Regions from separate parts of the Homo sapiens genome. Here region 1 is linked to region 2. A link is an interaction called in ENCODE POLR2A ChIA-PET data of the cell type or tissue named here. Cell type or tissue: HepG2. All regions are shown on one strand. Links, peaks and the distances in the headings refer to the core of each region. The heading gives the core; the rest is flanking DNA. Region 1 overlaps LOC105371896 (a long non-coding RNA gene). Region 2 has its middle 9.3 kb from the start of SPHK1.

Evidence for each region. ChIA-PET counts read pairs that join two places held together with the same protein. Peaks named below come from ENCODE experiments on the same cell type or tissue, not always from the same donor. Only the 100,000 strongest peaks of a DNase experiment are listed, where the experiment ranks them.
Region 1: POLR2A ChIA-PET joins it to region 2 with 7 read pairs; 9 of 35 experiments call an interaction of 5 or more read pairs at or near these places.

Annotation. Positions count from the first base shown.
Region 1 is chr17:76,251,361-76,264,612 of GRCh38, reverse strand. It overlaps LOC105371896 (a long non-coding RNA gene), which reads left to right. Exons shown (of 6, transcript XR_007065913.1): 1 at 1-2,010; 2 at 3,349-3,491; 3 at 3,608-4,159; 4 at 8,845-8,982; 5 at 10,521-10,701. Among named protein-coding and RNA genes, the nearest start is that of UBALD2, 7.4 kb to the left of the region's middle. RefSeq lists enhancers at 1,431-1,520, 12,434-12,503 and a silencer at 2,331-2,625. In HepG2, for the core only: no CTCF peak of the experiment used is centred there; DNase peaks (open chromatin) are centred at 5,102 and 5,872; H3K4me3 peaks cover 1,312 bases.
Region 2 is chr17:76,367,443-76,383,108 of GRCh38, reverse strand. No RefSeq gene overlaps it. Among named protein-coding and RNA genes, the nearest start is that of SPHK1, 9.3 kb to the left of the region's middle. RefSeq lists enhancers at 13,955-14,455, 14,456-14,956. In HepG2, for the core only: no CTCF peak of the experiment used is centred there; DNase peaks (open chromatin) are centred at 6,618 and 7,358; H3K4me3 peaks cover 962 bases.

The sequences.
Region 1 (13,252 bases), core at 4,728-7,227, 120 kb after region 2:
CGCGTCCTGCCCTCTTCTAATCACTACCCACCGCAAGGATCGAGCAGTATTTTCTCAGTTTTTAGACCAAAGACTTTGCTCTCTGAAGATGGAAGCCAAGATTTATGTACAATAAATACGATATGCAAGGAAATATGCAAGGAAAAAAGTGAGACTTTCTCAGTGGCCAAAATGCCAAGTCAAGAATTTTTTCTTGTTAAATCGGTTGACCTAACTGAAGCTTTAATTTTCTTTTTTTTTTTTTCTCTTGCTTGTCACGAAAGCTAAGATGAAGCTTTAATTTCTACCATCTTTTAAAAAAACAACGGGTGGCAGTAGGGGTGGAGTCTGGGGTTGGGATGGCTTACACCTATAATCCCAGCACTTTGGGAGGCCGAGACAGGAGGATAACTTGAGGCCGGGAGTTCAACACCAGCTTGGGCAACATAGCACAGACTCCATCTCTACCAAATAAAAACAAACAATAACAAACAGTGAGTGTTTCTACAGAGATACTGTTTCTCAGTGGTAGCCCTTTAAAGTCCAAAATTTGGTGGTGGTGGTTGTTAGATAGGGCTAGAGTGACATGATCATGGCTCACTGTAACTTCGAGCGATCCTCTTGCCTCAGCCTCTCGAGTAGCTGGGACTACAGGCACACACCACCATGCCTGACTAATTTTTGAATTTTTGGTAGAGATGAGATCTCACTATTGTTGCCCAGGCTGGTCTTGAACTCCTGGACTAAAGTGATCCTCCTGCCTCAGCCTCCCAAAGCACAGGGATTACAGGTGTGAGCCACCATGCCTGGCCCCAAATTTGTTTGTATGTGCTGAGCTTCCATCTTCTGGATTAGAGTTTGATCTTCAGGGCTGTGTTTGAGAATTGTGGGGGTAGGAAAAGAACTAGGAGTTTAAGCAGATTGGGGAAGGGGCAGAAGAGATTGGGAAGATAAATATTGTTAGGGATTCACTGTTAAGAGTTTCTGTTTCAGGAGAACTTTGTGAGTTTTTTATCTGAACTACTAATTACAGAGTGTATTTTAACCAGCTAAAGGTCTGCAGAACAGAAGGAGGCTTATAATAAGAAAGCACGTCGTGGTTCTATCTTGACTTTGCCTAAATTGGATTTAACTCCCTATCTAAGAAAACTTGACAGTATGTATTTTTAAAGTTTACAAACAAGAAGAAGATTACAATTAATGTTAATGTTTCTGTACTGATGAAAAACAAATTCAGGTACTATCATGAGCTCATTCCATTTGGTTCGTTTTTTGTTTATTTGTTTGTTTTGAAGGAGTAGGAGTCAGCTTTTTCCTGGGAATGGCCCTGAAGTACACGTGGGCTGGGACCTGGCGTGTGGCTGGAGACTCCAGTATAGCTTGCAGCCTTCCCGTCCAGTAATTGCAAGGTGAAAACAAAAGTGAGCAGCTGGCAGCATACACTGCCAGGGAGCTCAGGCCGCAAGCAGCCCAGAAGAAGGAAGTACTGTCACTGTGGGGCTCCAGGTTTTCATAAGTACATGCGGGTGTCAAACATGCCAGGGCCGTGAGTAGGAGGGTCTACCCTGGGGAGAGACATTTCTGGCTGTAGTGGAATGTCCCCTATGAGCCCGTAGGTCTTAATTCAGAAGTAAGTTCCCAAGGAAAGCAAGAGTCCAAAGTTGCCAAACCTGTTATTTCCTGGAAATCAAGGCAGTTTATCCAGTTTATGTAATGTTTAACAATTGCAGGGCCCAGCTGTGGGCACCTGGGCGGGGCATGGAGGGCAAGGCCCCCAAGCCAGAGAGACTCAGGTACTAGTTATCTTCTGTGGGCCTAAGGTCACTCAGGAAGAAGGAAGGAGAGCAACAGAGCCCGTGATTTGTGGTCCTGAGACATGGAAGTGCTTAATCCATATTTTGGCTTCTGAGAATCCGGTTGGAGATGAGTAGCTGGGAAACTTAGGACTGTCCCACTCCTGGGAGAATGAATGAGGTCATGTTTGTAGAGGGCTTTGAGCTGATGGGAGGAAAGCAACTTCCTAAATGCAAGGTATTATTAACTGAAGGTACTATTATTTTAATCTGAGAGGACAATGTATGGTAGGTAAAATAGAGCAACTTTGGGAGGCCGAGGCGGGTGGATCACGAGGTCAGGAGATCGAGACCATCCTGGCTAACATGGTGAAACCCTGTCTCTGCTAAAAATACAAAAAATTAGCCAGGCATGGTGGCAGGCGCCTGCAGTCCCAGCTACTCGGGATGCTGAGGCAGGAGGATGGCATGAACCTGGGAGGCAGAGCTTGCAGTGAGCCGATTTTGTGCCACTGCACTCCAGCCTGGGTGACACAGCGAGACTCCATCTCAAAAAAAAAAAAAGGCTTGAATCACAAATAAAACATGGTATCCTCAGAAAGAAAATCCTTGTTACATCAATGGTCTGGGCTCCAGGACAAGCGGTGAGGCAGCAACCAAGAAGAGAAACAATCTTAGCAGTATTTCCTCCGTTCCCGGATGACAAGGTTGTTGTGAATGCAAGTCATTGAATGAGTCCTGAAACAGGCACACAATAGCCGGACCATAACAAGCAGCTGCCAGTTACCAAGCACTTCCTGTGAGCCAGGCAGCTCTCTAAGACTTGAATGTCTATTAACTCATTTCAATCCTCCCCCAAATCCAGAATCTCATTTCACAGATGGGGCTGCTGAGGGACAGTGGAGGGGAAGAGTGTCCAGCGGTGGAGCGAGGCAGTGGTTAGCTCACCCATGCTACCTCCCTTCCCGCTGCAGCTGTCACTTCCGTGGGACTCTCAAAGGGCCCCTTCCCCAAAAGATCTATAGAGGGCACTAAGAGTTCCACTGGAGATGCTTGAAATGAGTGAACCCTCCCCGCCTCTGTGGGGATGGGGAGAAAAGGACACCAGCTCTCTTGGGTAATGGGTTTGGGGGAAGGGTAGAGAACTGGCATTCCCAACCTCCATCTCTGCAGTGCGTTAAATTCTTGTTCTGGCCGGGCGCAGTGGCTGACACCCGTAATCCTAGCACTTTGGGAAGTCGAGGCGGGCGGATCACTTGAGGTCGGGAGTTCAAGACCAGCCTGGCCTATATGGTGAAACCACCGTCTCTACTAAAAAAAAAAAAAAATACAAAAATTAGCCAGGCGTGGTGGTGCGTGCCTGTAGTCTGTAATCCCAGCTACTCGGGAGGCTGAGGCACGAGAATTGCTTGAACCCCGTAGGTGGAGGTTGCAGTGGGCCGATATCGTGCCACTGCGCTCCAGCCTGGGCGACAGAGTGAGACTCTGTCTCAAAAATAATGACAATAAAAAATAAAAATAAATTTTTGTTCCTTTCTTCCTCCTTTCCACCTCTTATTTCCCTAAATCCAAACAGATCCAACAAAGCTGAAAGATGGAATCTGAGGGCTCTCAGAACTCCCAATAGGCCCAAGGCTCAGAGAGGAAACAAAATCCACTCAAGGTCATGAACACTCGCTTTTCCCTGCTGACTGATGGTAGCACTGGGATTCGATTCAGGTTTGGTTGATCCAAAAGCTCATTTCCTTCCTCCCTCCCTTCCTTTCCTTTCCTTTCTTCCTTTCTTTTTTCCATCCTCTAATTTTTATTTCTTGCTTCCCTATTGTTTCTTCAAGATGCCAGGACAAAAGGACAAGGTGGCCAAGAGAAGTAGAAAGGTGTTGAGAGGAGAAGGAGAATGGGAAAGGGCCAATAAGAAGACAATGAAAACAAGCAGCGCCAAGGCAGCTGGGCCAGGCTGGACTCACACACTCCCTGAAGGCTCGGGTCCAGGAGGCACTGGTGGTGCGATGGTTTTCTTCTCCTTTTGAGGATTTCCAACGCTATTGCTAGCCTTTGTTTGTTTAACATAACCTATTTTTTGCTGCTATTTTTCCTTGCAAATTTATGCTTTGTTTTTCTTTTTTTGGAGACAACTTCTCGCTCTATCACCCAGGCTGGAGTGCAGTGGTACGACTTCGGCTACTACAACCTCTGCCTCCTGGGTTCAAGCGATTCTCGTGCCTCAGCCTCCCTAGTAGCTGGAACTACAGGCATGCGCTGCCACACCCGGCTAATTTTTGTATTTTCAGTAGAGACAAGGTTTTGCCATGTTTTCCAGGCTGGTCTCGAACTACCTGCCTCAAGCGATCTGACCGCCTCGGCTTCTGAAAGTGCTGGGATTACAGGTATGAGCCACCATGCCCAGCCAGTTTGTTTGTTTTTTTTGAGACACGGTCTTGCTCTGTTGCACAGGCTAGAGTGTAGTAGCTCACTGCAGCAACCCTCAACTCCCCTGGGCTCAAGCAATCCTCCAGCCCAGCCCCCTAAGAAGCTAGGACTACAAGCACACAACACTACAACTGGCTGATTTTTATTTTTATTTTTTTTGCCCAGGCTGGTCTTGAACTCCTGGCCTCAAGCGATCCTCTCACCTTGACCTTACAAAGTGCTGGGTTTACAGGCATGAGCCACTGCGCCTAGCCATTTTTTGTGTGTGTGTGTCTATTCTTTTGCCTCAAAGAGGAAGGAAACTGAGCAGAAGGGCTGCTTCTACTCCAGGCATATCCCAGTCTTCCTGGGTGATGAGAAGAGCTCTGTCTATTGGGAACACACTAAGAGCCCAGCTCTGTGCTATATTTGGATTTTACATCGTTTAATAATTTTTTTTCTTTTTTGAGACAAGGTCTTGCTATGTTGCCCACACTGGTCTTAAACTCCTGGGCTCAAGTAGTCCACCTGCCTCGGCCTCCTCAAGTGGTAGGATTACAGGTGTGAGCCACTATGCCTGGCCTGGGTTACATCATTTAATACTCACAACTACCCAATTAGGTGGGACTCTGCATATCCCCAGTTAATAAAAGGGAAAATGAAGGAGGTCAGGGTCGCTAAGTGATTTGCCCAACATCACTCGCTAGCTCAGGGAGCTGAGATTTGAGCCCAGATACTTGGTGTTTGCTTCCAGAGCTGGCTCTCTTAATGATCACATTCGACTTTGTAAGCCCTGTCCGCCCCCTGGAGTCCCCCTTAGCTCTCCCTCAATGATACTGAAAAGATACAAAAGCTTATCTGTGCTGTTGGAAGCAGCAGGATGGTGAAAGCCAATTCCCCAGTGATGAATTCATTGCTGGCTTATGCCAGATTACATTTTTCACCAATTGTCACATGTCCCACAAGGGACAAAGGCCGCACCACTCCCAGCACAGTTAATGGCATTTCCTAAAAGCAGCACTCTGACTGGTGAGTACTTTCTGTCCTGTACCTGCCAACCCAGTGATAAGGTGGCCCTGCCTCTGCTTGCTAGGTGTGTCTAATGGTAGGTGAGTCCCTGGCAATCTTTCTTTTTTTTTTTTTTTTTTCTTTTTTTGAGACACTTGCTCTGTCACCCAGGCTGGAATGCAGTGGTGCGATCTCGGCTCACTGCAAGCTCTGCCTCCTGGATTCAAGCGATTCTCCTGCCTCAGCCTCCTCAGTAGCTGGGATTACAGGCGCCCACCACCACGCCTGGCTAATTTTTGTATTTTTAGTAGAGACAGGGTTTCACCATGTTGGCCAGGCTGGTCTCTAACTCCTGACCTTAGGTGATTTGCCCACCTTGGCCTTCCAACGTGCTGGGATTACAGGCATGAGCCACCATGCCCAGCGCTGGCAATCTTTTCAAAGAGACACTTGGCTGGACACAGGAGGTTGCCTCTCTGCTAAGGAAAAGACAAGAAGTAAAAGCTTTCTAAGGAGGGTCCTCCTTCTCAGGGGTCCTTAGTTATCTGCTCAGACTCAGGACTCCCAGCCACTTTCTCTGGGGAGGACAGAAATGGATGGGCCTGGAGCTAGGCCACTATAGCTTCATGTCCAAAACACAAGAGGCCTATTGTTGTGGCAGGCACTGACTTCAGATACAAGGCAGCTTTCCCACCTGGCCCGCCCTTTTTTTTTTTTTTAAGAGTGTCTCAATGTCATTCCAGCTGCAGTGCAGTGGTGCAATGCAGCTCACTGCAGCCTCGACCTCCCGGGTTAAGTGATCCTTCTGCCCTAGCTTCCTGGGCAGCTGGGACTACGAACATGTACCAGTGCCCCAAGAGGCCCCCAGCTGCCCAGGCCAGGTCTCAGCCCCATCTCCGTGGGTGCGCCCTGCAGGATGGTGGGTGGGAAGCAGATGTAGAGGTAGCAGTTTTAAGTATGTAAATATTGATCTACTGTAATTGAAAATAAATAATTTCTAAAATTGATAAATCAAGAAATGGCAGTATAATCATTTTATTCAGGCCGAGGTGGACAGATCACTTGAGCCCAGGAGTTCAATACCAGCTTGGACAACATAGTGGGACCCTGTCTGTACTACAAAATAAAAAATTTTAATTTGTGGCCGAGTGCCGTAGCTCATGCCTATAATCCCAGCACTTTGGGAGGCTGAGGTGGGCAGATCACCTATTGAGAGGTGACAGCGTGCTGGCAGTCCTCACAGCCCTCGCACGCTCTCCGCGCCTCCTCTGCCTGGGCTCCCACTTTGGCGGCACTTGAGGAGTCCTTCAGCCCACCGCTGCACTGTGGGAGCCCCTTTCTGGGCTGGCCAAGGCCGGAGCCGGCTCCCTCAGCTTGCAGGGAGGCGTGGAGGGAGAGGCGCGAGCGGGAACCGGGGCTGCGCGCGGCGCTTGCAGGCCAGCTGGAGTTCTGGGTGGGCGTGGGCTTGGCGGGCTCCGCACCAATGGCAGGGCTCATTGCCCTGCCGGCCCGGGGCAATGAGGGGCTTAGCACCCGGGCCAGCGGCTGCGGAGGGTGTACTGGGTCCCCCAGCAGTGCCAGCCCACCGGCTCTGCGCTCAATTTCTCGCCGGGCCTTAGCTGCCTTCCCGCGGGGCAGGGCTCGCGACCTGCAGCCCGCCATGCCTGAGCCTCCCACCCCCTCCGTGGGCTCCTGTGCAGCCCCAGCCTCCCCGATGAGCGCCGCCCCCTGCTCCACAGCCCCCAGTCCCATCGACCACCCAAGGGCTGAGGAGTGCGGGCACACGGCGCGGGACTGGCAGGCAGCTCCACCTGCAGCCCCAGTGCGGGATCCACTGGGTGAAGCTAGCTGGGCTCCTGAGTCTGGTGGGGACGTGGAGAACCTTTATGTCCAGCTCAGGGATTGTAAATACACCAATCAGCATCCTGTCTAGCTCAGGGTTTGTGAATGCACCAATCGACACTCTGTATCTAGCTACTCTGGTGGGGCCTTGGAGAACCTTTATGTCTAGCTCAGGGATTCTAAATACACCAATCGGCACTCTGTATCTAGCTCAAGGTTTGTAAACACACCAATCAGCACCCTGTGTCTAGCTCAGGGTTTGTGAATGCACCAATCGACACTCTGTATCTAGCTACTCTGGTGGGGCCTTGGAGAACCTTTATGTCTAGCTCAGGGATTCTAAATACACCAATCGGCACTCTGTATCTAGCTCAAGGTTTGTAAACACACCAATCAGCACCCTGTGTCTAGCTCAGGGTTTGTGAATGCACCAATCGGCACTCTGTATCTAGCTACTCTGGTGGGGCCTTAGAGAACCTTTGTGTAGACGCTCTGTATCTAGCTAATCTGGTGGGGACGTGGAGAACCTTTGTGTGTAGCTCAGGGATTGTAAACGCACCAATCAGTGCCCTGTCAAAACAGACCACTGGGCTCTACCAATCAACAGGATGTGGGTGGGGCCAGATAAGAGAATAAAAGCAGGCTGCCGGAGCTAGCAGTGGCAACCTGGTCTGATCCTCTTCTACACTGTGGAAGCTTTGTTCTTTGCAATAAATCTTGCTAGTGCTATGCACCACCTTAAGGGCTGTAACACTCACAGCAAAGTTCTGCAGTTTCACTCCTGAGCCAGCGAGACCACGAACCCACCAGAAGGGAGAAACTCTGAACACATCTGAACGTCAGAAGGAACAAACTCCAGACGCGCCACGTTAAGAGCTGTAACGTTGGCGGCTTCATTCTTTTAAGTCAGTGAGACCAAGAACCCACCAATTCCGGACACACTATGGTTAGGAGTTTGAGACCAGCGTGGCTAACATGGTGAAACCCTGTATCTACTTAAAATTAGCCAGGCGTGGGGGCGGGCACCTGTAATCTCAGATACTTGGGAGGCTGAGGCACGAGAATTGCTTGAGCCTGCGAGACGGAGATTGCAGTGAGCCGAGATAGCGCCATTGCACTCTAGCCTGGACTACAGAGCATGACTCAGTCTCAAAAAAAAAAAAAAAATTTCTATAGCTGTGTTCCAATAAAAAAAATTTTTTTTGAGACAGGGTCTCAATCACCCAGGCTGGAGTCCAGTGGCTCCTTCTTACCTCACTGCAGCCTGGACCTCCCAGGCTCAAGCCATCCTCCTGCCTCAGCTTCCTGAGTACCTGGGACCACAGGGGAGCACCAGCATGCCTGGCTAATTTTCAGCAAAACTTTATTTACAAAAACTGGCAGCAGCTTCACGGCTACAGTTTGTCAACTCACAGCTGGGAGAGAGGAGGGAAGATTCCCCATATGGGTCATGATATTACTGCCCCAAGGGGAGATTTTCTTGAGTCACTGCAGCCGCCTTTGTATGGGTGAGAAGGAAAACTGTCTGTTACCTCGGTATGGCTGAGCCTTACCTGATGAATCTGAGGCATCTCTGGGCCAACCTGACAGCATGTGCCGCTTTTCATGGATGAAGGATGTATGCCCCCCACCCCGTCTCCTTCACTGCCCAGAGCACGTTCATTCCAGCCATTGCCTGTCCAAACTTAGCACCCCCACAGGCTCCCAACAGATGCCCTGAATGTGTGTGGCTATGAACTTGCTTTGGTTTGCACTGTTCTCTCTTCCAAAAATTCCCTTTCTTCCCCTTCCTGTTTATCCAAATCCTTCCCAGGTTCAATTTTCCCTGCTCTAAGGAGCCTTCTTGGATTATCTCCTTATGACCTGTGGTTGCTCGTTTGGGTCAGAGTCGCTGTCTGAGGTCACAGAAAACGGAAAAAGGGCCAGCCCTTGCTTGGAGGAATCTACCTTGGTAAGAGAACTCCACTGAGCTCACCCACCAGAAGTTAGGGAGAGGGACTGGGTCACATATGCAGTGGAATCAATGTGCCAACCCACAATGCATTGCTCAGGGATACACATGTATAGGATTAAATGACAATGAAAAGCAAGGGACCGATTAATGCAAATTGGAGGATACTGAGTCTCTGGTGAAGAAAGGAGGATATGCATCTGGGAGAGGTCATTCAAGAGTCTTCAAAGGTCTTGGACTTCTTAAATTCTGTGTCGGGGACACAGGTGATTGTTTATTATTCTTTAAATTGTGTATATTCCAGCTTAGCCAACATGGCAAAACCCCGTCTCTACTAAAAATACAAAAATTAGGTGTGGTGGCATGCGCCTGTAATTCCAGCTACTCGGGAGGCTGAGGCATGAGAATTGCTTGAACCTGAGAGGCACGAGGCTGCAGTGAGCCGAGATCTCCACAGCACTCCAACTTGGGTGACAGAGCGAGATCCTGTTTTGTTTTGTTTTTTTCTGAGACGGAGTTTAGCTGTTGTTGCCCATGCTGGAGTGCAATGGTGCAATCTCGGCTCACTACAATCTCCACCTCCCGGGTTCACGTGATTCTCCTGCCTCTGCCTCCCAAGTAGCTGGGATTACAGGCATTAGCCACTGTGCCCAACTAATTTTTGTATTTTTAGTAGGGACAGTGTTTCACCATGTTGATCAGGCTGGTCTCGAACTCCAGACCTCAGGTGGTCCACCTGCCTCAGCCTGCCAAAGTGCTGAGATTACAGGTGTGAGCCACCGTACCTGGCCTCTGTCTTTTTTTTTTTAATTGTGCATGTAAATTATAAACACACTTTGGGTGTATGATTGTTTTTTCTCAAAAAATAAAATGCAGAGCTGGGCACGGTGGCTCACACCCATAGTCCCAGCACTGTGGGAGGCTGAGGCGAGTGGGCGGGTGGATCGCTTGAGCCCAGGAGTTCAAGACCAGCCTGGGCAAAAAAGCAAGAACCCATTTCTACGAAATATAAAAAATTAGCTGAATGTAGTTCACGCTTCTCAAGAGGACCTCAGATATTCTTCCACAGTGTAGAGAAAAATACTCTGTCCGTGGTCAAGGCCTGCCAGCTATTGTGTGTGCCTGCTAGTATGCTGACAGTCAGTCCTACTATGTGTGTGTGTTAATGCACTAATGTCTACCTACTGTGCATTAGGTCAGTCTCCCTACTGTGTGCCTGCTAGTGCACCGTCATTACACCTATTGCATGTAATGCCTTGTGATGGCACATTCCAAAGAGGGAAGGGTCTGACAACCACTGTGAGGCTGCCAGGGAACCCACAAATTCCCCCAAGTCCTGATCCTCCTCTGAAGACGTCGACGTCTCCTAGCTCACCGTTTCCCAGCCACTGGTGAAATCCTCAATACAGCCCCCTTCACAGCCCATGCAGTTTCTCCACTGCTCCCCTTGTATGTGACCCTGGGGCGAACCTCTCCTCCTTTGGAACCTTGATCTCCCAGTTTATCTCCCAAATTAATAATTTTTTTTATTTGAGTAGCTGCAATATACAAGCCATAAGCCATAACGATGTCCTCTCTGGCACTTTGCACCATATGGAACATGCCAGCAGACAATGAGAGGACTGAAGAGCTGAGCATCGGCAATGAAACGCTTAGCCTGGGAGCACAGCACACGCTGCATAACGACCTTTCTGTCAATGATGGGTTGCGTCTGTGAAGGTGGGCCCACTCAATTAGAATGCTGTATTTCTACTGTATCTTTTCTATGTTTATTTATTTATTTTTTATTTTTTTTGAGACGGAGTCTTATTCTGTCCCTCAGGCTAGAGTGCAATGGCCTGATCTCGGCTCACTGCAACCTCCGCCTCCCGGGTTCAAGCGATTCTCCTGCCTCAGCCTCTTGAGTAGCTGGGATTACAGGCACCTGCCACCATGCCTGGCTAATTTTTGTATTTTTAGTAGAGATAGGGTTTCACCATGTTAGCCAGGCTGGTCTCAAATTCCTGACCTCAAGTCATCTGCCCGCCTTGGCCTCCCAAAGTGCTTTTCTATGTTTAGATGGACAAATACTTCACCACTGTGCTACAATTCCCTACAGTATTTAGTATAGTAACATGCTGGATAGGTTTGTAGCCTGGGAGCAATGGCTATGCCACATGGCCTAGGTGTGTGGTAGGCTAGCCCATTTAGGTGTGTGTGAGTACACTCTAGAATGTTCACACGACGACAGAATCGCCTAATGACGCATTTCTCGGAGCGTATACGGGTCTTTAAGCAACACATGACTGCAGTACACCTTTGTTCATGGTTCACTGTCCCGAAGAATCATGTGGCCTCTTCTAACTTGACGCGGGCAGCAAAAGAGAGCCTCTGCATACCCGAAAGTAGAGGACGGGGGTCAGGTGAATGTCAGCTCCTCATTGCCTCCACAGGCAGCCAGGCTGTGAGTCAAAGAGGATGAACCTATTTTCACTTGGTTATCTTTAAATCCCAGAGTCCGGCTGGGCGCGGTGGCTCACGCCTGTAATCTCAGCACTTTGGGAGGCCGAGGTGGGCGGATCATTTGAGGTCAGGAGTTTGAGGTCAGTCTGACCAATATGGTGAAACCCCGTCTCTGTTAAAAATACAAAATCAGCCGGGCATGGTGGTGCATGCCTGTAGTCCCAGCTACTTGGGAGACTGAGGCAGGAGAATCGCTTTAACTTGGGAGGCAGAGATTGCAGTGAGCTGAGATCAGCCCATTGCACTTCCAGCCTGGGCAACAAGAGCGAGACTGTGTCTCAAGGAAAAAAAATTCCCAGAGTCACAGAGGAAATTTAAATGGACTAGGACTCAGCAGAAGGGAAAGAAATGTTAAAAGAAGCCAGAGTTTCTGATGAGATCATGCTTGAGGCTTTAGAAATTGTCAGGAACTCAGGAAGCCCGGGTATAGTGAAAAAAAAAAAAAAGTGAAAGAGAGAGAAAATCAAAAACAGAGAGCAAGAAACAAGTGCTGGGAAGAGAGGAGTTTGTTTACCATAAAGCCCCTGATTTGTTTGCCAGGATAGGTCCCCTTCTCCTTCAGAAACACAGCACCTCCAGAGTGAATGATGAATGAATGCCATTTCTGACCCCAACAGCCCAAGCCACACAAATCATTCTTTGGGCCAGGCATGAGGTGCTGTTAATAAAACACAGAGCCAGTGTTCTGCCTAAAGAGGAAGGAAGTATTTACTGAACACTAGAGCACTGGGTTGTACACAACCGAATTGGGAAACCACTAGAATATGCCTCATCACGAACAACATCCGTGCCACACGCTCCCGTGCCCAACACGCCCTGGGGCCTGGGAACAGTCAGAGAAAATCTTGTGTCCTGCCTTTGGGAGCTTCCAGATCAGAGCTGACCCACTGACCACACTGTGTACAGAGTCCAGTCATCAGAAGGGATTGAGCAAGGAAACAGGGTGTCCATCCAGCCCTGAAGGCAGGCAGCTGCCTACGCACTTCATGGCAGTGTTTGCAGGAGGACAGGTTACTCATCTGCTGGAGCTCTTAGAGGGAAGCTTAAGGCCAAAGAGGACTTCCATAGACAAGAGCTTCCCCGGGCCTGTTGAGGAAATAGTCCCGATACAGGAAGGAGATTGATAATACAGAGGGAAGTGAGGAGGAAAAGGAAGAAAGATTAAACCTAGAGAGAGGCACAGTGAAGGTGGAGGTGGTGGTGTGACAATGATGGAGACGTCCCCATGCATTGCCCTTTGTCACTGGCACCACCCTGGGAGAATCACTCCGCTAGCTTGGTGGGCAGTAGGGCTGGCACCCAGGCAGGCTTTCCCCACAGAGGCTGGTGAGATGATGATCCATGGGTAAAATGTAGGACTTTGAACCTGGAAGAACCTGGGGCCAGTTCCTGCTCCCTGTGCCTACTTGAGTTCCAGTTTCCTCATCTGGGAAGTGGGAACAATAATACTTATCTCTTAGGGTTGTTTTGAAGATTAAATGAGGCTCAGGTGGGAGGATCGCTTGAGCCCAGGAGGTTGAGACTGCAGTGAACTGTGATCACACCACTGCACTCCAGCTCGGGTGACAACGCATTCCAAAGTGCTTGGACAGAGTCATTGCTCAAAAATGACTATTCTTGGCTGGGCTCGGTGGTTCACGCCTATAATCCCAGCACTTTGGGAGGCCAAGGCAGGTGGATCACCTGAGGTCAGGAGTTCAAGACCAGCCTTACCAGCATGGTGAAACCCTATCTCTACTAAAAATACAAAAATTAGCTGGGCATGGTG
Region 2 (15,666 bases), core at 5,634-8,133:
GTGTCGGAATGATGGGTCCTGCACCTCCGAGCCCCCCACCCCCTTGCTCCAGGAATCCGGCGCGGGCGGGGGAGAGAGCCCTGCAGCCGCAGTGCCGCGGTCATGCGCTGCGGGGACGCGAGCGGCGGCTGTGGGAGGAGGGGGCTCCGCGCGGGAGCCCAGGACCAGATCCGTCCGCCCCTCCCCTCTCCTCTGCCTTCTTCCCCTCCTCTTCCTCCAGCGAGGGACTTTGGTGCCTAGAAAACGCGAATCGGAGGCTGTGCTCCCCGAGATCTCAGCCTTCGAGGGTACTGGCTGCGGAGATTAGCTGGGGCAGCCTTCCCCGTCTGCTCCCCGCCCCGGAGAGCATTTCCACCAAATCTGAAAAGCTCTGTCATTAGCCATAGAGTCTGAAGAGGGGAAACTGAGGCACAGGGAAGCACTGTGAGTTCGTGGTGATAAAGCCCACCTGGTTCAGGGTCCCCCCTTTTTTTTTCCTCCTGGGGCCCCAGAAAGGTCGGATCCTGCGCCTCCAGGCCCACTACCACCAGCCTTGAGTCCGCGGAGCGGGCGGGGGCGGGGTTGACTGCAAACTGAGTTGGCAAGGGGAGGCGGGGCACGGGCTCTTTATCCAACGCCTCCGGGCCCCAGCTCCCCTCCTGGCTCTGGAAGGCCCCGCGGGAGGGAGGCGAAGGGCAAAGCCCTCTGGCCCCGGTTCCAGGCCGCACAATGGGTCCTCTGTCCTCCCTGGCGCCTAACCCCCTGCCCCCCTCACCTCCAAGGCCTTTGCCCCCCTCATTCTTGTCATTCACTTCCCCCAACCCAGGCTGCCTTTCTCCAGACCCCTTTCCCCTTCTCCCTTTCTAAAGAATTTGATCCTATCTCCAGAAACTCCCCCAGCTGCATCCCTGCTCAGAGAGGCAGGATTGGCCAAGAGCAAGATGGTTCCCCTTCCCACGGTTGCGGGTCGGGGGGCGGGCACTTGGATCTCTCAAGCTGCCAGCTTGGCCCGTTTCCCACTGTACTTTACTTCCTTTTTTAAAAAAGAAAAAAGGACAAGGCGGGAAGGAGTTGGGGGGGCCTGAAACCCTGAGAGGTGAAGAGGCTTGCACAAGCCTCCAACCAGTTCCCCACAAAGCAGAGAAGCAAACCTGTGAACCCAGACCCCACGCTGAGAAGCCAAGTCCAGCCAGAGCTCCCCTCTGGGCCTCTCTGTATCCCAGGCTATTTCTCCCTGAAGGGCAGGTATCTGGGGATCTGGTGCCTGGTGGATTGCTTGCCGCAGAGCTGTGGCGTCTCCCTGAGGAGGAGGAAGCAGCAGGCCGGGCGCAGTGGCTCACTCCTGTAATCCTAGCACTTTGGGAGGCCGACGTGGGTGGATCACCTGAGATCGGGGGTTGGAGACCAGCCTGACCAACGTGGAGAAACCCGTCTCAAACCCCGTCTCTACACCGGGTGTGGTGGCGCATACCTGTAGTCCCAGCTACTTGGGAGGCTGAGGCAGGAGAATTGCTTGCACCCAGGAGGCAGAGGTTGTGGTGAGCTGAGATCGTCCCATTGCACTCCAGCCTGGGTGACAGGGCGAAACTCCATCTCAAAAAAAAAAAGAAAGAGGAAGCAGCTCCAAGCCCTCCCCAGGCTTCATCCTGAGTCTGGAAACAGCTGAGCAGCCGCTGTGCTCAGCAAGGCCCACCGTGGGCCTGGGAACAGGCCTGGGCCGGCAGAGAGGTCTGATTTGATCACCAACCCAGAGCTTGGCTTGCAGGTAATCTGCTTCACAGGTGGGAGACTTTTTCTAACTTCCCCAGCCTCCCCTTCCTTGTGGGCAGCCTCCCCAGGGAGACACACCTGAGAACCCCCTTTTTTCTTTTCCCGAGAAAGAAAGCAGGCATTCACCTGGCCTGGTCCCAGCTCTCCAGAAACTTGGAGTCAAGGCTGCCAGATGGCAAATTACTTGCTTTTATGAGGAGAGGATTCCTGCCATCTCACCCTTCCCTGAAGCTACCTTCCCTAGGAGATTTCAGCTCCCTAATTGCATAGCCTCAAGGTCTTCCTTGACCTCAACTTCTTTCCCTTTTTTTTTTTTTGAGACAGAGTCTCGCTCTGTTGCCCAGGCTGAGGCTGGAGTGCAGTGGCGCGATCTTGGCTCACTGCAACCTCTGCCTCCCGGTTTCAAGCAATACTCTTGCCTCAGCCTCCCGAATAGCTGTGATTACAAGTGTGAGCCACTGCACCTAGCTAATTTTTGTATTTTTAGTAGAGTTTGTGTTTCACATGTTGGCCAAGCTGGTCTCAAACTCCTGACCTCAAGTGATCCGCCTGCCTCGGCCTCCCAAAGTGCTGGGGTTATAGGCATGAGCCACCACTCCGGTTTTTCCCTTTTTATGGTACTTTACTGCCTAGGGGGTTGCAAGGACCGGGGAAGGGGGAGGTTCTATCTCACAAGCTCTTTGAGCTTAGGGGCCGGGCACGGTGGCTCACATCTGTAATCCCAGCACTTTGGGAGGCCAAGGCGGGTGATCATGAGGTCAGGAGATTTGAGACCATCCTGGCCAACATGGTGAAACCCCCGTCTCTACTGAAAATACAAAAATTAGCTGGGTGTTGTGGTGCATGCCTGTAATCCTAGCTACTTGGGAGGCTGAGGCAGGAGAATCGCTTGGACCCGGGAGGCGAAGGTTGCAGTGAGCTGAGATGGTGCCACTGCACTCCTGCCTGGGGACAGAGCAAGACTATGTCTCAAAAAAAAAAAAAAAAGCTTAGGGCTGGTTGGGCGCAGTGGCTCACGCCCGTAATCCCAGCACTTTGGGAGGCTGAGGCGGGTGGATCACGAGGTCAGGAATTTGAGACCAGCCTGGCCAAGATGATGAAACCCCATCTCTACTAAAAATACAAAAATTCGTCGGACGCGGTGGCAGGTGCCTGTAGTCCCAGCTGCTCAGGAGGCTGAGACAGGAGAACTGCTTGAACCCAAGAGCGAGCCGAGATTGCACCACTGTACTCCAGCCTGGGCAACAGAGCAAGACTCCGTCTCAAAAAAAGAAAAAGAAAAAAAAAAGCTTAGCGCTGCCCCCACATGGCTTTCCATTCTCAGTTTCCTAGATGTCATTTCCAGGTCGACCATACCAGGCATTGGGGTGGAGGGGATGCCACGCGCCACACGTGGCCACATGTGGAGATCCAGAGGACCAGACTGGTCATGCGAGATTCTTGGCTGCTTGCAGGGAGTGTGTGCTTTGCCCGAGTTTCTGATTCTCCCCAGTGGTTTGACTATGATGAGTGTATGGTGGGGTGACCCTAGCTCTATCCCTTGGGTGGTCTCCTTGTCCTTGTCGTCCTTGCTGAGGCTGGGGACCCAGGTCTCTTCTGGGCCTCTGGGCTCTGCCTGTCACATGCCCTCACCTCCAGGCTGCTGACTGTGGCTGCAATTCAGGGTGATTCTCTTCAGAGCCCTCTCAAGGTGGCGAGCTGCAGCCCTACCCACTCCATTTGTCTCAGCTGCCTGCCCAGCATCTATAGGCATTTGTATTAGTGTCCTGGTGGCGTAGACAACAGAAATTGACTGTCTCACAGTTTTGGAGGTTGGGAAGTCTACGATCACGGTGTTGGCAGGGTTGGTTCCTTCTGAGGCTGTGACTCTGTCCCAGGCCTGTGTCCTGGTGGTTTGCCGACAGCCTTTGGTCATCCGTGTCTTGCTGCTGCGTCGTCCCCGTCTCTGCCTTCACCTTCAGAGGGCCCTCTCCCTGGGAAAGAGTTGGAACTTTTTCCGTAGGGCCCGTGGGCCTGTTCTTTTTCTGCTACAGATGACTCGGAGGGAAAACCAGTGAGTTATTAGGGCCCTAGTGTGAATCAGTGTTTCATGTTTTATTTATTTTTTTTTTTGAAACAGGGTCTTACATCGTCACCCAAGCTGGAGTGCAGTGGCACAGTCACAGCTCACTGCAGCCTCGACCTCCTGGGCTCAAGTGATCCTCCCACCTCCATCCCCTTTAGTAGCTGAGACTACAGGTGCATGCCACCAAGCCCAGCCAATTTTGTTTTTTTATTTTTTGTAGAGATGTGGTCTCCCTATGTTGCCCAGGCTGGTCTCAAACACCTGGGCTCAAGTAATCATCCCGTCTCAGCTGCCCAAAGCCCTGGGATTACAGGCATGAGCCACTGCACCTGGCCAGTGTTTCAAGTTTTGAATGAAAAGATGTAACAATACCAGGGGTCTTGATAGAAGATAGTGTAGTCTCCTAAGGGTACAGGAGGAAAGGGGTTTTTGGCTGCCAGGCCTCCATCCTCCCAGCCTTGCCAAGGTGTGATCTACTGGGAGGAGTTGTTTATGCCTATGCTGGCAGCCAGACTTCCTGTGCTCCTGCTCCCTTGACTTTCAGATGTTATCTTACACCTTGGCGTATGGCATCCTCAGCTTCCTGAGCAGATGGGTTTCTTCCCCAGTCTTTGGAAGAGCAAAGCTGAGTGTCGTGTTGGATGGGGTATTAGGTTCCTATTGCTACACACAATTAAAACAACACAAATTTTTTATCTTGCAGAAGATCAGAAGTATTAGAATGGTTGCTAATACCATTACTTTTAATGCCAAAAAACGCAATTTCCCCAGGCCAGAAGCGGTGGCTCATGCCTGTAATCCCAGCACTTTGAGAGGTCCAGGCGGGTGGATCACCTGAGGTCAGGAGTTCGAGATCAGCCTGGCCAACGTAGTGAAACCTCCTCTCTACTAAAAACTACAAAAATTCGCTGGGTGTGGTGGTGCACACCTGCAGTCCCAGCTATTCGGGAGGGTGAGGCAGGAAAATCGCTTGAACCTGGGAGGCGGAGGTTGCAGTGAGCCTGAGATCGTGCCACTGCACTCCAGCCTGGGCAGCAGAGTGAGACTCTGTCTCAAAAAACAAACAGGCCGGGTGCGGTGGCTCACTCCTGTAATCCCAGCACTTTGGGAGGCTGAGGCGGGTGGATCACCCGACGTCAGGAGCTTGAGACCAGCCTGGCCAACATAGTGAAACCCCGTCTCTACTAAAAATAAAAAATTAGCTAGGCGTGGTGGCGTGTGCCTGTAGTCCCAGCTACTCGGGAAGCTGAGGCAGGAGAATCTCTTGAACCCAGGAGGCAGAGGTTGCAGTGAGCCAAGATTGCGCCACTGCACTCCAGCCTGGGAGGTTGCAGTGAGCTGAGATCGCGCCACCGCACTCCAGCCTGGGCGACAGTGAGACTCCGTCTCAAAAAAAAAAAAAAAAAAACAGTTCCTCGTGCACCAACCTAATATAAGATGAATTGCAGGGCTGTGTTCCCTTGCCTTTTCTGGCTTCTAGAAGCCACCTGCATCCCTTGGCTCAGGGCCCCTTCCTTTACCTCGAGAGCCGGCAGCATAGCATCTTCCAGTCTATCTCTGTGTGACCTCTGCTCCCATTGACACAACTCTTCTGACTCTGACCTTCCTGCCTCCCTCATATAAGGACCCTGTGATGACATTCACCCCACCCAGAGAACCCAGGACAATCTCCCCTTCTCAAAATCCGTAATCATATCTGCAAAATCCCTCTTGCCATATAGGGTAACACGCACTCACAAGTTCCAGTGATTATGACGTGGACATCTTTGAGGGGTTTTGCCAACCACAGATGATTAGGCAAACTTAGTCTGGGAACAGTGGCTTTTGGGCTCCAGAACCTTCATTTCTGACTCCTACTCCCTCCCCAGCTCTACCCAAATGAACACAAACCAGGAACCAGCCTTCCACCAAAGAAGCATTTGTGGAGTGAGGCTGGGGTGGAGACATGTTTCTGTAGACTTTGTGGTGGTTGGTTTATCCAGCAGAAGCCCCTACAAAGAAAATTGGTTTCCATTTTTGAAAATTACCCTAAAGGGAGAAATTGGCAACTTTGCTAAACATAGTAATTACAGGATCGCAAAACCCCAACTTTGCACCTGAGGAAGGGGTGGAAGCAGACCGGCCCATCCATCTGCAGCCTGGCAGAATTCCCCACACTGCTTTGCAGGAAGGGCTTGCTGCTGGCACAGGTCCCCTGGGCACAAAATGGAGGTGGGAAATGTGTGGCCCTCCCAGGTCCTGTCCTGTGCCAGGCTGGACCAGGCCAGCCACACTGAGAACCACAGCTAGCAGGAAGAGCCGTTCAATGGGAACAGTCCACAGGCCCCTGCTGACATTAGCTCCCATGTGGGCCCAAAGTGGGTTCTGGTCTGGTCAATATCCAGTCCCACATCCTGGATACTCGTGAGGAGAGAGGCGGGTCCCCTTCTGCCGAGGCTACAGCCAGCACCCCCATTCCACCCCACTCCGCTTTTGTGTTTACCTGCATGGGTGCCCTGGTTCAGAGACCTCAAGGGAAGAGAAGCCCAACAGCTGTGTGTCAAACCACCTCAGGCAGTTCCCAAAAGGAAAGCTGGGAACCAGGAAGCAGGAGCCGGCACCTCTGCACAGGGAGCAGGAAGGCAGAGCTGCATTGATCTCCTAGCAGCCAAGCTGGAGCATCAGGCTGAGGGGATGGGTGTGTGCACAGTTTTCCAGGGGCTTTTTGTTTTGCAATGTTTTCCACTTTCACATTTCTCAAAAGCTAAAATGTGACCTTGGGTGGGTCCCAAAGCAAACAGACAGTGGGCTGAACGTGGCCCTGGGCCAGGCAGGGGATTTGCACTAATGGCCTGGGCTGTTTCCACCCACCTGAGGGTGGAACCTCATCTGTGCTACAGGACAGTGAAGTCCTTTGTCACCCTGGTCACAAACAAGCACAAGCTGCCTTTGGAGACACCCCGTTGAGGCACCCAGCTGGCCACTCAGGGGTTCACTCCTTTCCTCTATTTTTTTTTTTTTTTTTTTTTTGAGATGGAGTCTTGCTCTGTCACCCAGGCTGGAGTGCAGTGGCGCAATCTTGGCTCACTGCAACCTCCGTCTCCTGGGTTCAAGCGATTCTCCTGCCTCAGCCTCCTGAGTAGCTGGGATTACAGGCATGCACCACCATGCCCGGCTAATTTTTATATTTTTAGTAGAGACGGTGTTTCTCCATGTTGTTCAGGCCAGTCTCGAACTCCTGACCTTGTGATCTGCCCGCCTCGGCCTCCCAAAGTGCTGGGATTACAGGCGTGAGCCACTGCGCCCCACCCCACCCCTTTCCTCTTTTACCTAAACATGCAGTCGCTCAGACTTCCTCGATTGATGCCAATTAGTGGGGGGACTTGGGGGCAAAGGAGGGTGTGGACGTCCTATTTTGACAAGCTGGAAAAAGACATGGAGCCCGGAGCAGGGATTGCCCTCCCCTGTGTTCATTATCCACATGCCAAAAAATAGAAATTCCCCTCCCCTGGAGGCTTGTCTTCTGAAGGTCAAACCCTTCAATTCTTTCCAGACACAACCCTGGTAATTTAAGTAATGATTAGACAGGATGGGCTGGACAGCTGGGGCTGGGGAGGGGTGCTTAGGACAAGGGACGCCTAATTCCAGGCTGGTGCCCATGAGCTTTTGTGCAGCTACAGGAGTGACGCTAGGCTGATCCGACAGGAGAGCTGTTTCAGACAGCAGAGTTCCTTGTTCTCTTTGCTCATTGCCCTAAAGTCCTGATCACGGCAACGTGACTGGCATCTTGAGAATGAGTTAAGATGTCATTTTTCCTTCAAGGCACCATTTGATGATCCTAGCAGTGCCTGAAACTCACCATTTTGAAACTGAATGGGTAACCAAGTGATTACCTTTATAAGGGCTGGAGAGTTTGATTTTTTAATTTTATTTTGTTAACATATTTTTTTGAGACAGAGCCTCACTCTGTCACCCAGGCTGGAGTGCAGTGGTGCGATTTTGGCTCACTGCAACCTCCACCTCCTGGATTCAAGAGATTCTCCTGCCTCAGCCTCCCAAGTAGCTGAGATTACAGGCGGCTGCCACCACTCCCAGCTAATTTTTGTATTTTTAGTAGATACAGGGTTTCTCCATGTTGGTCAGGCTAGTCTTGAACTCCTGACCTCAGGGGACCTGCAAGTTTGATATTTTAATGTCTCTGATACCTCAACGCATGCAGGCTAATACTGAAATTATTTTAAAAAACAAAATTGAGGGGCTGGGCGCAGTGGCTCACGCCTGTAATCCTAACACTTTGGGAGGCCGTGGCGGGCAGATCACCTGAGTTTGGGAGTTCGAGACCAGGCTGACCAACATGGAGAAACCCCGTCTCTACTAAATATAAAAAAAAATTAACCGGGCGTGGTGGCGCATGCCTGTAATCCCAGCTACTCCGGAGGCTGAGGCAGGAAAAGTGCTTGAACCCGGGAGGCGGAAGTTGTGGTGAGCCGAGATGGCGCCATTGCACTCCAGCCTGGGCAACAAGAGCAAAACTCCATCTCAAAAAAAAAAAAAAAAAAAAAAAAAAAAAAATTGAGAGGGCCCAGAGAGTGCTCCTTTCAGATCAGTGAGGAGCATACAAGTGGCTGGAGGACATACCTTTTCTTTTCTCTTTTCGCATCTTCCCTAGAACTATAATCAGCAAGGTTCTGCACACAAAAATCCTCAAGAAATGCCCGCAGGCAGACCTCTCCCATTGGAATCGCTGGCAGATGCAGCACGGCACCCCAGGGAGGGAGCCGGGTGCATTGCAGCAATGGAGGGCCAGGAAAGGCACCGTCCAACACTCCACCTCCTCCTGGCTGGGCACAGCAGGCTGATGGGTCCCTTGAGGTACAGATGGTCCCAATGCAGAGTTAAAAAGACACATCAGTCTTCGTGACTCTGCATGGCCTAGAAAAATCTATAGCATCAGGACGTGCGGCATTTGCAAACAAGCACAAACCATTTAAGACTGGGTTCAGTGGCACACGCCTATAATCCCAGCATCTTGGGAGGCTGAGGCGGGCGGATCACCTGAGATCAGGAGTTTGAGACCAGCCTGACCAACATGGTGAAACCCCGTCTCTACTAAAAATACAAAATTAGCTGGGCGTGGTGTCACATGCCTGTAATCCCAGCTACTCAGGAGGCTGAGGCAGGAGAATTGCTTGAACCCGGGAAGCGGAGGTTGCAGTGAGCTGAGGTTGCGCCACTGCACTCCAGCCTGGGCAACAAGAGCGAAACTCCGCCTAAAAAAAAAAAGACCGAGTTCCGATTCCAATTGCCGTGTGACAAGTATCTGCCATTACTTGACTCTCAGATTGAGAATTTTGAGCTTCTAAAGAAAGAAAACACTCAATAACTGCAAAAGATGATAAACTCAGGGTTGGCTCTGCCTCCTTTCAGCTCTTGGCAGGCGTGTCATTCCTGAGGGAAGAGGCATGTGCAGTCCCACTAGCAGATCTGTCACCTCAATTTGCAGCCTTTAGTGGTATAGGAGCATGCCGCCTGGGAAAGGCTGAGCGGGAGCCAGGAGCCACAGCAAAGCCCAGGACGCTGAAGAGCGTGCTTGTCTCGGAGGCCTGAGTCTTTTTTTTTTTTTTTTTTTGAGACAGGGTCTTGCTCTGTCACCCCAGGCTGGAGTGCAGTGGCGCCATCTCAGCTCACTGCAACCTCCGCCTCAAATCTTTTTTTTTTTTTCTTCCGGATGGGGTCTCACTCTGTCACCCAGGCTGGAGTGCAGTAGCGCTATCCCAGCTCACTGCAACTTCCACCTCCTGGGCCCAAGCAATCCTTCCACCTCAGCTTCCTGAGTAGCTGGGACTACAGTCACGCACCACAACCCCCAGCTACTTTTTTTTTTATTTTGTATTTTTTCTAGAGACTGGGTCTCACTCTGTTACCCAGACTAGTCTCAAACTCCTGGACTCAAGCAATCTGCACACCTCGGCCTCCCAAAGTGCTGGGATTACAGGCATGAGTCACACCTGATCAATTTAGTTTTTAAAAGCATGCTTGGAGCCGGGCGCGGTGGCTCGCGACTGTAATCCCAGCACTTTGGGAGGCCAAGGCGGGCAGATGACGAGCTCAGGAGTTCGAGACCAGCCTGGCCAACATGGTGAAACCCCATCTGTACTAAAAATACAAAAATTAGCTGGGCATAGTGGTGCGCGCCTGTAGTCCCAGCCTCTTGGGAGGCTGAGGCAGGAGAATTGCTTGAACCTGGAAGGTGGAGTTTGTGGTGAGCCGAGATCGTGCCACTGCACTCCAGCCTGGGCAGCAGAGCGAGACTCCGTCTCAGAAAAAAAAAAAAAAGAAGCATGGTTGGGTGGCTGTCTGGGTGACGGCTGCTGCAGGAGGGCAGTGTGGCAGGGGTTTCTCATCTGCAAGGACCCTGAGCAGAACAGCAGGAACCTAATTCTAGTTCTAAACCAACAGCCTGCGTGTCACGTATGCTCAAGGAAGGCTGGCATGTCACCCATGAAAATGGTCTTCACAGATGTGGAAAACTAAGCCAGATTTACCAACCGGTGCTTGAGAAAAATGTCTTTTAGAATGAGAGACTCAGATTCCTTAAAAAATTAAGCATAGGGTTACTATATGACCTAGTAATTCCACTTCTAGTTCTGGTCTGTACCTAAGAGAGATAAAAACATGTCCACACAAAAACTCATCCAGGAATGTTCATAGAAGCATTATTCACAATAGTCAAGAGGTGGAAACAACCCAAATGTTGATGGATGACTGGATAAAGAAAATGTGGCCTAGTCACACAATGGAATATTATTTGTCCATAGAAGGGAATGAGGTCCTGACACATGCTACAGCGTGAATGAACTTCGAAAACATGACGCAGAGTGAGAGTCCAGATGCAAAAGGTCACCTATTGTATGAGTCAATTTCTACGAAATGTCCAGAATAAGCAAATTTGTAGACAGAAGGCAGGTTGGTGGTTGCCAGAGACTCTGGGGAGAGGGAGAATGAGGTAGAACTGCTTACTGGGCATGGGATTTCCTTTTGGGGTGATGAAGATGTTTTGGAACTACATAGACGTAGTGGTTTCACAACGTTGTGAGTGTACTTAATGCCACTGATTATGCACTTTAAGATGTTATGTGAATTTCACCACAGATTATTTATTTTTCTTTTTATTATTATTATTTAAAATGTCCGCTATTTAAAAAGGAATCTTGGCTCGCTGCAACCTCCGTCTCTCTGGTTCAAGTGATTTTCCTGCCTCAGCCTCCCCAGTAGCTGGGACTACAGGCGCGTGCCACCACGCTCGGATGTGGTAAGTACTAAGAGGACTCCTGAGTTTGGCCTCGGGCTATCCCTTAAGAAAAGCTGCTTTCTGGAGAGAAGGCAACAGATGCACACAAGGGTGCCTGCCTAGGGAATGGCTGAGGGCCGCATCTACTTCTGGGGTCATTTAGCACTGAGGTTTCCAACTAGGGAGCACGTAGGAATCACCTGCAGAGCCTGTGCCCCACTGCCAATGACTATGACTTCACTCACTGCTCTGGAATTTTTCATTTTCTTTCTTTCTTTTTTTTTTTTTTTTTTTTTTTTGAGACAGGGTCTCTGTCACCCAGGTGGGAGTGCAGAGGCACAAACACAGCTCACTACAGCCTCAACCTCCTGGGCTCAAGCAATCCTCCCACCTCAGCTTCCCGAGTAGCTAGGACCACAGGGGCATGCCACTGTGCCCAATTTTTTTTTTTTTTTTTTTTTTTTGGTAGAGACAGAGTCTCACTATGTGGCCCAGGCTGGCCACTCTTGAGCTCAAGTGATCCTCCCACTACAGCTTCCCAAAGTACTGGGATTATAGGCATGAGCCACTGTACCCAGCCTGGTCTGGAATTTTCCAGAGTTCCCCAGTGATTCTAAGGTACAGACAAGTTTGGGAACTACTGACTTAGTATAAAGGAAGGCTGTTTTCCAAGTAGATGAACAAACTAAATAAGGATTCAGGGAGATTTGTGTAATTGCCACAGAAAACTTCTTGAAAGGCATTAGGCCGTGCACGGTGGCTCACACCTGTAATCCCAACACTTTGGGAGGCTGAGGCGGGCGGATCACTTGCGATCGGGAGTTCGAGACCAGCCTGGCCAACATGGCGAAACCTCATCTCTACTGAAAATACAAAACTTAGACGAGCATGGTGGTGGGCGCCTGTAATCCCTGCTATTTGGGAGGCTGATGCAGGAGAATTGCCTGAATCCAGGAGGCGGAGGCTGCAGTCAGCTGAGGTCGCACCGCTGCACTCCAGCCTGGGTGACAAGAGCAAAACTCTGTCTCAAAAAAAGAAAAAAAAAAGAAAGGCATTAGGAACTATAGTGATCCCAGTGACTATTTCACATCTGGAAATGAATCAGGCATACTGCAGAAATGACACATACTATTATAATCTCTCCCCACATCCTCCCAGACACCGGCGTGGGAATGTGGGAACAGTGACAGCACTGGCTGCCACCCAGGCTCTACGAGAAGCGGGGTCAGGCCTGGCTTTGCCGTTCCTACAGTGGCTCCCGCTAGGTGGTGTCAAAGCAGGCGCTCTTGTGAATTAAAAAAAAAAAAAAGCTAAATTAAATCCTATTTCCCTGTTGAACAGTAATACAATTTTGAAAATGCATTTTTCTTAAGAGCTAATTGGTATTTAATTACTGAGGGAGTCTATTTTCCCTAGTGTGTAAAATGAAGATAAACTTACCTTCCTACCATGAGGACTTTGAGACCGCACCCTGGTGGCCAGCTAGGATGTTAGCCTAGAATTTTCCTGCTGCCTCCACCTCTCGCCGCACTGTTATTTCCCAATATGGGTTAGGTTTCTAAGAACCTGACCGTGTTTCCATGGTGGTAGTTTTGGAATAGCAGCTTGAAATGTGTGAAGGAATGGGAAAGGAATGATGAGAAGAGGAGAATGAAGGAGGAAGCCATGGGTCAGTGGGGAAGGGGAAGGAGGTGCTGGGAAGCTCTCAGGTCAAGGCTACCTGGCTTAGGAGTTGGCTCTATGCACAGTCTGGAACTTGGGCTCATAACGGTGTCCGACTCGTGTCTTTCCACCAGCCCTGATATCCCATTTGTGTGAACCCTTCCTGGATAATCACTAGAAAGACAATTTTTCATCCAAGAAAACAGCATATGTTTCTGAAAGCACTTGACTCCCTGGGGAAGTGTTCACATTATCTGCTTCTGAGTAGTGAACCATCCTAAAGTGCAGTGGCCTGAAGCAGTAATTTACTAACCCCCACTGTGGGCTGCCGGCTGATGGGTCTCAGCTGGGTGGTCCTCACTTGGAGTCTCCGGTGGTTGCAGCGTCAGCGGGGCTAAACATCTGAGACAGCTCCTTACCATGGCGATGATAACAGGCGCTGGCTGTCAGCTGTCAGCTCAGCTGGGGCTGCTGGCCAGAGTGTGGCCCCTTGTGTGACATGGCGGCAGGGCTCCAGGAGGGAATGTCCCAGGAGTAGTCAGTCCAGGAGACCCAGGCCGAAGCTGCAAGGCTTTTCATGCCTGAGCCTCAGACATCCCAGAATGTCCCTTCTACCACTTTTTGGTCAAGCAAGTCACTGAGACCAACCCAGATTCCAGGGACAGGAGTTAGAATCCCCACCGCCTTTTGAAGAGCAGTTCATGCTGTGTCGCCCAGGCTAGAGTGCAGTGGCGCAGTCTTAGTTCACCGTAACCTCTAACTCCTGGGGCTAAAGCAATCTTCCTGCCTCACTTCCCAAGCAGTTGGGACTACAGGCATGCAGCACCACCACCGGCTCACTTCCCTCTCAATACAAGCGGCTAACGTTTATCCAGCTCTTGTTTTGTGCCGGCCCCGGGCTAAGCGATGCACATATGTAGCCAGTTTCATGAAGGACACATGTCCTGTTAAAGTGAACATTAACAAAAGGTTTAATTTTCTCTGATAAACACCACCAGCTCTGTTTGTTCGAAATCTCCATTTCCACTGAGCATAAGATTCCCCACGAGGGCACTCAGTATGATTCCACATTTTTCTAGCCATGTTTTGCTATTAAGACAGCCTAGTGCCGGGCGCAGTGGCTCACGCCTGTAATTCCAGCACTTTGGGAAGCCAAGGTGGGCAGATCACTTGAGGTCAGGAGTTCGAGACCAGCCTGGCCAACATGGTGAAACCCCATCACTACTCAAAATACAAAAATTAGCACAGGGTGTGGAGGTGCATACCTGTAATCCCAGCTACTCAGGAGGCTGAAGCATGAGAATCGCTTGAACCAGAGAGATGGAGGTTGCAGTGAGCCAAGATCGCACCACTGCACTCTAGCCTGAGCGACAGAGTGAGACTGTCTCAAAAAAAAAAAAAAAAATGAAAAAAAAAGTCAATCCTGCCTCAAAAGACCCTCATCCCTTCCCAGCACAGGCGCCAACACTGGGGTGAAGACACGGCACGTCTCTTCCCCCACCGCCCCATCCCTGTGCTGATTCTGTGAGGCTGCGGCAGGAAGGAGAGAAATTGAAAGCAGATGTGATTCCCGCAGGGCCTGATGGGTGGTGGCGCTGCTTTCCCCTTGCTGGGGGCTTTGTTGCAGAGACCAGGCTTTCTCAAGCTCAGCACTGTTGATGTTTGGGGCTGGCTCATTCTCTGCGGCAGGGGCCTGTCAGTGCACTGTTCCTCAGCGTCCCTGGCTTCTGCTCACCAGATGCCAGTAGCAGCCCCCAAGTTGTGACAACCAAAAATGTCTCCGGACCTTGCCAAATGCCCCTGCGGGACACACTTGCCACTGACTGAGAACCAGGGCTCTACTGATTTGGTGTGGCCAAGGGACAGCTGCTCAGGCCTGCTGATGAGAGGCGGTCTCCTAAGCGGCTCCCCTGGGTGACACGTTCTGCTGACTCCAGGAGGTGGCCTCATGCCATATTGCTCTGAGAGGGTACCCCCACTCCCAGTCCCGTAATCCGCAGGACTGGGATTCCCATACTCTGGACTCGACCATACTCTAGACTTGACTCTGGGCCCTTAGGTTCAGCATCCATCTTCTGAAGGGGACCAGGTGCGGTGGCTCACGCCTGTAATCCCAGCACTTTGGGAGGCCGAGATGGGCAGATCATTTGAGGTCAGGAGTTCAAGACCAGCCTGACCAACATGGTGAAAACCTGTCTCTACTAAAAATACAAAAATTAGCCACGTGTCGTGGCCCACACCTGTAATCCCAGCTACTTAGGAGGCTGAGGCAGGAGAATCATTTGAACCTGGGAGGTACAGTGCGGGGGTGGGGGGAGTCCGTCCCGCAGATCCTGACCCAACGACGGATGAATAACTTACACTGACACAGATATTCTGCTTGTCAGTCCAGCTAAGGGTCTGGGCCCCTCACAGACACCAAGGAAGGTGCTGTAAAGAATAGCAGCCATGGCCTCGACTGGCTGGCCCTGCTGGCATTTGTTCAGCACACATTAAATGACAAACGTCTCAAGTAAACACCACTAGAAGGTAATTACCATTGCTCACCCCCCAGGTAGACAGCAATCTTGCACCCATGGATGGTCAAAGGTTAGTCTTAGGACCACGTGGGTAAACAAGCTATTTAGATAGACTCCTCTACATTCCTGTGTTAATTACCCTTGCTATAACTCAAAGAGGATTAGGCTGCCTTCAGCCATAACTCTATTTTGAGGCTTTTGCAAAAACCTTCAGGCCTTCCAAGAAAGTTTGTGTTTATTTTACAATTTCTCCCACCATCCTGACTGAACCCCTCCAGTGGAGGTTGCAGTGAGCCGAGATTGTGCCACTGCACTCCAGCCTGAGCTACAGAGCGAGACTGGTCTCAAAAAACAAACAAACAAACAAAAACGTCTCCTGAAGGGATGGGTGGTCCCAGCCC